2 separate regions of the Homo sapiens genome follow, and region 2 is linked to region 1. A link is a loop called in an ENCODE intact Hi-C map of the cell type or tissue named here. Cell type or tissue: ascending aorta. All regions are shown on one strand. Links, peaks and the distances in the headings refer to the core of each region. The heading gives the core; the rest is flanking DNA.

The links. Hi-C counts contacts between places; a loop is a spot of excess contacts. Peaks named below come from ENCODE experiments on the same cell type or tissue, not always from the same donor. Only the 100,000 strongest peaks of a DNase experiment are listed, where the experiment ranks them.
Region 2: a loop joins it to region 1, with 3 times the contacts of the local background. A loop is called at or near these places in 2 of 110 quality-filtered maps.

What each region holds. Positions count from the first base shown.
Region 1 is chr15:25,691,704-25,697,078 of GRCh38, reverse strand. It overlaps ATP10A (ATPase phospholipid transporting 10A (putative)), which reads left to right. Exons shown (of 21, transcript NM_024490.4): 14 at 1,933-2,260; 15 at 5,288-5,364. Among named protein-coding and RNA genes, the nearest start is that of LINC02250, 120 kb to the right of the region's middle. RefSeq lists enhancers at 1-412, 1,399-1,899. In ascending aorta, for the core only: CTCF peaks have their summits at 3,005 (motif pointing left) and 4,797; a DNase peak (open chromatin) is centred at 2,988; H3K27ac peaks cover 2,701 bases.
Region 2 is chr15:26,074,443-26,079,817 of GRCh38, reverse strand. No RefSeq gene overlaps it. Among named protein-coding and RNA genes, the nearest start is that of TRE-TTC2-2, 5.2 kb to the left of the region's middle. In ascending aorta, for the core only: no CTCF peak of the experiment used is centred there; no DNase peak of the experiment used is centred there.

The sequences.
Region 1 (5,375 bases), core at 209-5,208:
GCGCCTCTGGTTCCCCAAGAATCCCCTTTTCAGTCTTCTGGCAGGAAAGCTGGAGTGTGTCACCTTCTTCTTCCCATATTTCCTGCCCTTCTCCTGCATCCAGCGCCAAGTGGGGGCAGAATAGAAGACAGAGCACCACAGGCTCTGTTGGAAAGGAGGGTCTAGCTCCCTTGGAGTCTGCGGCAGCAGACATTTCTGCCACTGCCATTCCTGCATAGCCACGGTAGCAGAATTGCCTGGGACTGAGTTCAAAATAATAGACGAAAAAGAATAAATAAAATTGGAGACTTCCTCATCTTCTCAGAGCACTGGGAACCCCCTTTTCACTCCTCAAGCCAGAGCTAGAAGGTATCTCCTGGAGCTCTCTCTGTCATTGCCTTGGAGCCCACGTCCAGGTTCCCTGGTGCCTTGGGCTAAGCCAGGGGCTACCAGAGTGACAGTGACATACCCACCACCCATTCAGTGTCCTTAGCACACTTGTCTCCTCTCCCGGTCCATCGGCTGCTACTCCCTCTCAGAGCTCTGCAGTAATGAGCCTATGCGTCCTGCCCAAGTGCCGCCTGAAGTCAGTGGGAGCAACGGGATGAAGGAGGAGTCTCCACTGCTGTGGGAGTCCAGGGAGCTCATGGAGTTCCTGTGATGGCATCCTGCATTCTCCTCAAGGCCTTCCCCAGTTACTGCCATATCCCACCCCATGCCCTGGAAGCAAAGCTCTCCCTCTCCTATCCATCTCCACACTTTCGCACATCCTGGTTGGTGATTTGCTGCAGCCATGAGTGTGTGTGCATCAGCTGTCTGTTCCCCCTACGGCAGTAACTGTGTCTTTTCAGTCTTCTTTTCTCTAGTCTGGCTTCATTTTCTGAATACAAAGGATCCTCAGTAAGCGTGTGTTGAACACAGCTGGATTTCCGTGGTGTGTTGCAGGGCACTGGTCACTGACCCAGCAGACTCACGGTCTGCGGAGGATCAGGAGCTGCCCAGGCTCCCCGGAGCGTGTTTGTTCCTGGAGACGGTGGTCCCTCCTGTGCCTCCAGCTCCTGCCCCTGATCCCTAGTGCTGCTACCACCGTAGGTTTTCCTCCTTTCTCTGGAATCCAGATCAAGTTTTGCCTATTAAAAGCCTCCGTAATTGTGCTTTTTTTTTTTTCTTTTCCTGGCAGAATTGGAGAACTTAGGGAGGATACTGAAAATTGCATTTCTTTAGGGGCTAATCATAACAAAGCCTTTTGCAGAGCTTTGTGTCCTGCAGTTAGTCCTTGGGGGGTTAGGTAAGGGCCTCTGAGAACTATCAAGAAGTACATGGAGGGCCTTCAGTCTAACTATCCAGCAATTTCACAATAATACAGTATGGCCTCCCAAAGTGAAGATGGTCCATTCCAACCTCTGCACTGTATCATGGGTGATCAAGTAAGATCTTAGAGAAACCTAGACCAGTTCAGTCTCTTTTTTTTGAGACAGAGTCTCGCTCTGTCGCCTAGGCTGGAGTGCAGTGGCATGATCTTGGCTCACTGCAAGCTCCGCCTCCCAGGTTCATGCCATTCTCCTGCCTCAGCCTCCCGAGTAGCTGGGACTACAGGCACCCACCACCACGCCTGGCTAATTTTTTTGTATTTTTAGTAGAGACGGGGTTTCACCGTGTTAGCCAGGATGGTCTTGATCTCCTGACCTCGTGATCCACCCGCCTCGGCCTCCCAAAGTGCTGGGATTACAGGAGTGAGCCACCCACGGTGCCTGGCCACCAATTCAGTCTCTTCTCTGGGGAAAGTCATCCTCTCCGGCTGAACTTCACAGTTTCTGGAGGGTGGCCTCTGGGCAGGCGGGTACTGCAGCCTGGAGCCCGGAAGGATGTCAGCTCCAGAGGTGTTGAGCCAGGGCGGGGATGTTTGTGGCATGACTCTGAGGGAACTGCGCTGTCCTCTCATGTCCCTTTCAGGAGGCGTGTGCAGCCCTGCTAGACCAGTGCCTATGCTACGTGCAGTCCAGAGGCCTCCAGAGAGCCCCTGAGAAGACCAAGGGCAAAGTGAGCATGAGGTTCTCCTCTCTCTGCCCACCCTCCACGTCCACTGCCTCTGGCCGCAGACCCAGCCTCGTGATCGATGGGAGAAGCCTGGCCTACGCTCTCGAGAAAAACCTGGAGGACAAATTCCTCTTCCTTGCCAAGCAGTGCCGCTCCGTCCTCTGCTGTCGGTCGACGCCTCTGCAGAAGAGCATGGTGGTGAAGCTGGTGCGGAGCAAGCTCAAGGCCATGACCCTGGCCATAGGCAAGTATCCCAGCTGGCCAGACGGCCTCCTCCCAGCTGGACCCAAACTTCCTCTACCCTTCCATGCTACACCACGAGATGGGAAAACACTTCCTCACCTTTCTTTCTGTGTGTAAAATCACACCCAGTGTGATAGAGCAGGCAACATGTTCCGAAGGTAAAGTTTACATTGGAAAGCCACAAAAGAGAGTAGCAGAGTTACAGGTTCATGCTGCAAGGTCAGTAATCCGGTGCTGCTTTACGGCAACAAGATGGAGCTTACCCTGTTTCTCAGGAGACAGCACACAAGAGACCTGCCTGTCCCAGTCTGTCCTGGCCACAGCAGAGGGCACTACACACTCAGCCTTAGCCCAGGCCAACTTAGAAGGTCCTTTGCAGCTGCTTCTGGTCACCATGAGCCTCCGGGTGTCCAAGGCTTTGTAACGCCCTAAGGGCCCAGAGGCTTGGTGACCAGAATTCCCACTGCCTCCTGTCAGCTGTGCTGATGGTTCTGGGACAGGCTTCTGAGTAAATAAGTCCATCATCAGATACGCATCACTGCTCAGTTTTACACCAGTTATTTAAGGACTGTGTTTCTCATGGTGGTTTTTCCTGGCAGACACTGTTGGCCTGGAGAGCCCTGTCTGCTCCTCTCCAGGGAGGGGATGGTGGCCACTCGCCTCCTTCCAGGACATCCTCTCTGCCCACTTCTAGTGCAGGCAGAGTCTCTAGCACAGGTTCAGGGGCTCAGCAGCACCACCTCCTGGTGAGGGCCAGGAAGGAAGCAGTGGCCGTGACCCCCACATGCCAACAATTGGGCCTCCCTGTAAATAGAATCTACTCCTAGGTGAGAACTGGATCAGAAATCAAGTACCCTCGCCAATCAATCAGCCAGTGTTGGCAGTATTTTCTGCAAAAGGTCTGTGACAGCCCCTGCTTGTTGACATGGAGATTGCTGCCTGTTCACAGTGGGCACCTCACCTGGCCAGAGGAGACCGCTGTTGAGCCTGGGTTACAGTGGCAGTGAGGAGAGCGAGCACTGGCCTGAACACGGTCGTCATGGGGACCCTGCCCTACACACCCTGAGGCCAGTAACCGCTAAGGAGAGTGGGCACAGGGCACGTGTTCAGGAGGCCCGGGGAACCTAACAGCCATGGCCTGTCCTGAGGCCATCTTTGCCTTCATGTGCCTGGGGTGGCCCTCAGGTTTCCCTGAGGAGCTGGAAACGGTCTTCAGGCTGACCTGCACCACCCCTGTCCCAGCCTCCTCCTCTGAGCGTCAGCGTCCTTCCCTGGGAGCACGAGGACAACGTCAGCCCTGAAAGGCCACAGTACACAGTAAGACGTGAATGATGTTTCCCTGGCCTGGCCAGTGCCTGCCTCAGCCGCGTAGCCACTGGTGTCTGGTATTCCTGAAGAAGTGGAAGGAAATCCTTGGCAGATTAAAAAGAAAAGGAAACACAGAATGGAATCTCAAAAGAAAACGGGAAAGTAATGACCCATAAGAACATCAGCACATGGCTGGGCACGTGGTTCACACCAGTCATCTCAACAGTTTGGGAGGCCAAGGCAGGAAGATCACTTGAGCCCGGGAGTTTGAGACCAGCCTGGGCAACATAGTGAGTCCCCATCTCTACAAAAAATAAAAAAAATTAGCTGTGTGTGGTGGCACACACCTGCAGTCTCAGCTACTTGAGAGGCTGAGGTGGGAGGCTCACCTGAGCCCAGGAGGTCAAGGCTGCAGTGAACCGTGATCACACCACTACACTCCAGCCTAGGCAATAGAGTGAGAGACCCTGTCTCAAAAAAAGAAAAAAAAAACTGCTGGGGCAACATGGTGGGCGAAACCCCATCTGTACTAAAAATGCAAAACCTGGCTGGGTGTGGTGGCATGTACCTGTAGTCCTACCTACTCAGGAGGCTGAAGTGGGAGGATCACTTGAGCCCAGGAGGTTGAGGCTGCAGTGAGCCATGATCATGCCACTGCACTCCCACCTAGCCTGGGTGACAGAGTGAGACCCTGTCTCAAAAGAAAAAGAAAGAAAGAAAGAATGCGTTAAAGCATCAATGTGACCTACTCCTAGTGCCCAGTGGTTTATAATGTAGAGAGCATCGTTGCATACCATATCTCATGTTTTACCGTATCTCATTTTAAATGGGACATTCTGGGGAAAGCTGTACAGATTTTTATTGCTTCAGAGAATTCCAATTTGATATATATTAACTGATCAGTTAATATTGGTCTCAACATTATAAAGAACAGGAAAATCACAGGGAAGAGACATCCTGTAGTCACACTACAAGTCATTCTAACTTTGTGTATCTGCACCTTTTCTCATTTGTGCAACTTGGGATGTATGCCCTGATTTGGGCTCTTCTGCTGCCCAGTTCCAAGAATGGTGACCGTCACGGAGTGATAACAACTTTATGACTCTGCTGTCCTTTCCCCGAAGGTGTCCAGATATCTGACCATGCTCTGTGTTCCTAAACATTTTCTATCAACAAATTGACAGAATGAAGAGAAGTTCTCCTTTATTGCACCCCTAGAGGGCCCCAAAGTGAGCACAATGGCTAATACTGTGGCAATCCATATGCAAAAAAAAGAGCTCCACAACGTGCTGGGCTGAATTTAACCTCCTTCCCTTAGTTTAGAAACTGCCCGGGAAGTGTGGCTGGGAGTAGCCTTGGCTGCTTGGCTGGAGTGGCTCAGTAACTAATGATGATGAAGATGATGATAGCATCTTTCCTTGTGCCAGACAGCAGGATGAGGGTTTTACTGGTGTAAGAGCGGCACTGCAGAGCAGGCGCCATGTACCAGGTGGCTCAGCTCCAGCCCGCTTTCCGAAACATCTCCTGGTGTCGCTAGCTTATTCTGAATGCTTAACTCTATTCTCCCAGGGTGGATGCTCTACTCCTTTTTCCCCCATCTTCCCCAGGACGCTTTCACAGGACTGAGTTCAGCGGGGACTCCCAAGAAAATCTAGCACATTGATTTGATTCTGTGCTGTTTCTAGAATCAAACAATTCTTCTTGCCTGTGCTGTTTCTAGGTGATGGAGCCAATGATGTCAGCATGATCCAGGTGGCAGATGTGGGTGTGGGAATCTCCGGCCAGGAGGGTATGCAGGTAAAGACCAA
Region 2 (5,375 bases), core at 123-5,122, 380 kb before region 1:
CAAGTTATTCTCAAGATCTGTTTGTCTTTTGCACAGGTCAAGTGGACAAGTGAATAATTGGGTAGATGATAGGAAAATCTCTGCATCTTTCAAGTCTTTGTTGGTGGCACAAATCTCTCTGATTCCCTCTGGGAAGCAGGATCACTTTGGCTTTACCATTTTGATAAGAAGGGGGAAGTTCTGGGAACACCATTTGTCTTTTCTCACCATAGTAGTCCTCACTCCAAGATTCCGGGAGCACTACAATAATGTCAGTTGCCAAGTATGTATATCTGAATTGTACATAATGGAATCAGGTTGGTCTGCAACCCACAGGAACCATGCTGAGATAGGTTGAGGCCAAAACATCATTTACTTACTAAGCTCCAAGGAACCACACAAAAGTATTGGAAGAGAAGGAGGAATAAATAACAATAAAAATTCTGAGCTTCCTACCTGCAGCAAGGGATTGAAGCAGTGCCACATCAAAATCAGTGTAAATTAATAGAACAAATGACCACAGGTCCTCTGGAGAATGGGGAAGGGGGATCTTTACAACATATTCCTGTTGCAGTGTAGAGGGGCCATTCTTCAAGTAGACCAAGTCTCCCCTTCCTCCAGTGGAACTTTGGACTGTGAGCTGACTCAGTTCTTGGTACTGGATGACACAAAACATCTCCATTCCAGTAAATCGAGTCATGTTTCTGGCCACCAGACTTAGAGTTTTAAAACTGCATAGACCACTCGAGCATACTGGCTCAGATCTATAATCCCAGCACTTTGGGAAGCTGAGGTGGGAGGATTCCTTGAAGCCAGGGGTTCAGGGCTGTAGTGAGCTATAATCGGGCCACTGCACTCCAGCCTGGGTGACAGAGCAAGATCCTGTCTCTTAAAAAATTAGAAATCAATCAAATAAAATTGCATATATCAAACAATCATTCGGTAGACCACCCATTTATTTCATTCTTAGGACATCACTGCCAAAGATCCCTGCTGCCCCATCAATACTTCCGTAACTGAGCCCATTTTTTCCTGGTGGTTTTGCTGTATCTAATACTTAGACCCTGCCACTCTGAGATTCCGTGATTCCCATTGAACCAGGAAGCACTGTGGATTTTCTCACCAACCTGGCTCATGGAAGATTGCTACAAAAGAGTTTTCAAGCATCTGGTGCTCTCCTCACCAATGCATTTCTCAACACTTTAATGAAGAAAGTCTGGTCCCATCTGGGAAATGCAGTGAATGGGCAGGTTTGTGGGTCACACTTGATAAATCTCACTCCAATGTAACTGTGTGCCTAAGCCTTTAAAAGTGTTAGTCCACCTCGCACCATGGGTGTACAACATTACAAACCCCAATGAAAGTGGTCACTGTTAAGTCCACGTTTCAGTCAACTAACGACGGAAGCTGGGAGGTAGAACTACTCCCTGACTCTCAAACTAACATGTGGAATCTACTTTGATAAATTTGGCCTAATTCAATGTTATCTTCTTTCTCCTTGGTCTAGCAATCTTAGGACCCATTTCCTTACATCTTCTTTAACTTCCTTCTAATATAAATTGGCACGTTGTTACAACTCTTTCAATGCTATCTCATGCTTGGTTACACTTTATACTTGACCTCCTAATTTCAGGTCTGGAAATATTGACAGATGGTGAGGATAGATCTGGTAGAGAACTGGCATTCTTTTCAACTGCTATGGGGAGGCACTTATTGAGTCCCTTGGTGTGCCAAGTGTGGTCTGTGAATCAGCAGCCATGGTGTCGCCTAGGAGCTTGCTAGAAGTGCAGAATCTCAGGCCACTCTCAAGGCCTAGTGAGCCAAAATGTTGATTTTGACAAGATCCTCAGGTGATTCTTATGCACACCAAGGTCTGAAGAGCACTGATCAAGGCTTCAAGCAAGAGAAGACAATCTTTCTCAGACAGAGGAAGGGGAGGCCGCTTCTACTGGCAAAAAGCTCAAGGAAATTTGGGGCTTCATGATTCTCAGATTCATCTGAGCCAACCGAAATATCCCCATTCCATTTCTTGGAGGCCCCATTCTTTCGAAATTAGAGCCCTGACTTTCACTTCAGCGATATGGACAGGCTATGAATCTAACTTATATTGAATTCTGTGACTTGCAGAATCAGATTATGGGCCTGATTTTCAACTACATCTCTTATTTCTTGTGGCTAACAAAGGACAATGGATTGTCTGAGGATCATCTGAGAGCCATCACAAGATCTCTTATTCTCTGATCATATATTGAACTGAGAATTTAAGAATTTTTGTAAACCCTCGAGTGCAGTCAGAAATAGCCAGCCCCCCATCACAATGGTTTATTGTAGCAGTCTCTTGGTTCCAGTACCTTAACTTTCAGAGACCCTTTATCCTACGTAATGCCAAATTATAATTTAAATAAATATTTGGCCAGATGCAGTGGCTCACACCTATCATCCCAGCACTTTGGGAGGCTGAAGTGGGGGGATCACCTGAGGTCAACAGTTCGAGACCAGCCTGGCCAACACGGTGAAACCCCATCTCTACTAAAAATACAAAAATTAGCCAGGCATGGTGGTGGGCGCCTGTAATTCCAGCTACTCGGTAGGCTGAGGCAGGAGAATCACTTGAATCTGGGAGGTGGAGGTTGCAGTGAGCCAAGATCACGCCAGGGCACTCCAGCCTGGGCAACAGAGTGAGACTCCATCTCAAAAATTAATTAATTAATTAATTAATATTTTGCCACTACATATGTGAAATACCAGTATCTCATTTTCCCCAGGTAATGAGGTCATTACTGTATTTATGCCCAAGGAAAGATAAACAATCTTAACTTTTTCATCATTTGGGGTCTGTTCCCTGAGTACAGTGTTGCTTGCAAAAGCTGTATCCATGGATGTCTCACTAGAAAAGCAGAATTCACTTTATTTATTTATCTTTTTGAGGGGACAGAGTGTCGCTCTGTCACCCAGGCTAGAGTGCAGTGGTGCGATCTTGGCTCACTGCAAACTCCGCCTCCTGGGTTCAAGCGATTCTCCTGTATCAGCCTCCCGAGTAGCTGGGACTACAGGCACTTGCCACCACACCTGGCTAATTTTTGTATTTTCAGTAGAGACAGTGTTTCACCACGTTGGCCAGACTGGTCTCGAACTCCTGGACTCAAGTGATTTACCTGCCTCAGCCTCCCAAAGTGCTGGGATTACAGGTGTGAGCCACTGTGCCAGGCCAGAATACACTTTAGGTATTTCTAGTAGAGGAAGTGACCAAAGAGCAAAGAGGGAGGAAGTGGCACTAGCAGCACTGGGGAGCATCTCACCACTGACATTGTTAGAGTCTGCAGATAATACTACTGGAACTACCCAGGCTGCTGATGTTGCAGTCAATCAGCTGCTTGTGATGGCCACCGTGAGAGCAGGCCACTCACTACACACCATCTCAGCTTCTGGAAATGCTGAATCTCATAGGCAGCTCTGGCAAATTCTGCTGGAAATGCCAAAGTTACCAGAACCTGGAGTCAATCACTACTCTAGAAAAGAGAAGGAAAAAAATTGTCTCTTCCTCCTACCTTCCAACCTCCCATCAATGATCCCAAAGGCGAAATTGACAGTGCCTGCAATTGACGTAACCTAATCAGGAGCCAGCTGGTCAGGTGAACTGGAAATATTTGTAAGATTACAGCTCCCTGAAATACAGAGCAGAGGAAGCAAGCCTAACATGTATCATACTTTCTGTTACTACTTGTTTGTCTGCTGGTCTTCTCTGAAACTGTAAGTTTTTGGTTTTGAGCTTATGTAATGAACTAGTCCCAAAATATACTGCTTACAACAAAACAAAACAAAACAAAAAACGTTGTTCTGCTTATGATTAAGGAAGGGCTCAGCTGTGTGGTTTGCTGCTCTTCCCCGCAACATTTACCACGGTCACTCCCTTGGCTGGATTCAGCTGGTAGTTGGATGGAGCTGATGCTAGTACCTCACCATGTGGCATCTTGTTCTCCAGCACTTCTCCACATGCCGTGGGAGTGTGTCTCTGGGTAGTTGCACTCCTTACATGGTAGCTGGCTTCCAAAAGGAAGAAAGCAGGAATTTTCACTTTTCTTAAAAAGGTAGGCTCAGAACTGGCCTAGTGTGACTTATGCTATATTCATTCTATTGGTCAACATACTCCCAGACCAGCCCAGTTTCTGGTTGGAGAAACAGACTTTATCTCTCAACAGACGAGGGACATGTGCTTGCACAGAGAGGAAGAATAATGTTGGTCATCCTCAAGACAAGCTACCACATCTACGCAGGTGTTTGTCTTGTTTACAAATCTCTTCCAAGCCTAACTCTCTACATAGCTCATTTTGAGTGTACAGTGAATATTTCTTGAAAGGACAAATAAATGAAGGTCTGGAATTATTTCTTCTGTGGAAGGAATAGCCTTCCTTCTAGCAGGCAGTGACATCCACAGAACTTATCCAATTTTCCTTTTTGCTTTGGCTACTAGGAAGTTGAGTACTAAAAATTTAGTGCCCAAGCACAATAACAATGTTACTCATAGCTTCTCAGTATTGTCTCTTCTTGTCCTCTCTCTGGGCTCTGATCTTCCTGCCGTGCTTTGCCTGTGAGTGCCCTGTGCAGGTATGAACAAAGGCTTTATTTGCTGCCTCAGTAAAGGAAGCTTTATTTTTGTTGATAAAGCAAAATGCTCATAGATAACAAAAAAGCAATTGACCTTTTATTGAAGCTTTCTTTATTAAAAGATATGAGTTCCTCTTAAGGTTCCCTGAGGGAGGAGCAATGCAACTGACATTGTCTTGTGGCAAATAATCTAAAATGGGAAAGAATTGGATGTGACTCATTTTTCTAATATTTGCATAAGGTGCAAAAACCCTAGGTACTCATCAGCTGATTCATCTTCATGGTTTGCATATCATACTTTTCCTTATAGACCGATACTTATTTTGCTGTTTGTTTTTTGTTTTTTTGTTTGTTTGTTTGTTTGTTTGAGATGGAGTCTCGCTCTGTTGCCCAGGCTGGAGTGCAGTGGTGTGATATCGGCTCACTGCAAGCTCTGCCTCCTGGCTTCCTGCCATTCTTCTGCCTCAGCCTCCCAAGTAGCTGGGACTACAGGTGCCTGCCACCACACCTGGCTAATTTTTTGTATTTTTAGTAGAGATGGGGTTTCACCGTGTTAGCCAGGATGGTCTCGATCTCCTGACCTCATGATTCCCCTGCCTCAGCCTCCCAAAGTGCTGGGATTACAGGTGTGAACCACCGTGCCTGGCCTGTTTGTTTTTTTAATAAAAATAAATGATTCATGGCAATGTATTAGCAATTCCTGTGAATTATTTAGAAAGGGGGTTAATATAATATTCACATTAAGATGTAAATAAGTATACAGGAAATATACTACCCAAGAGAGGATGCAA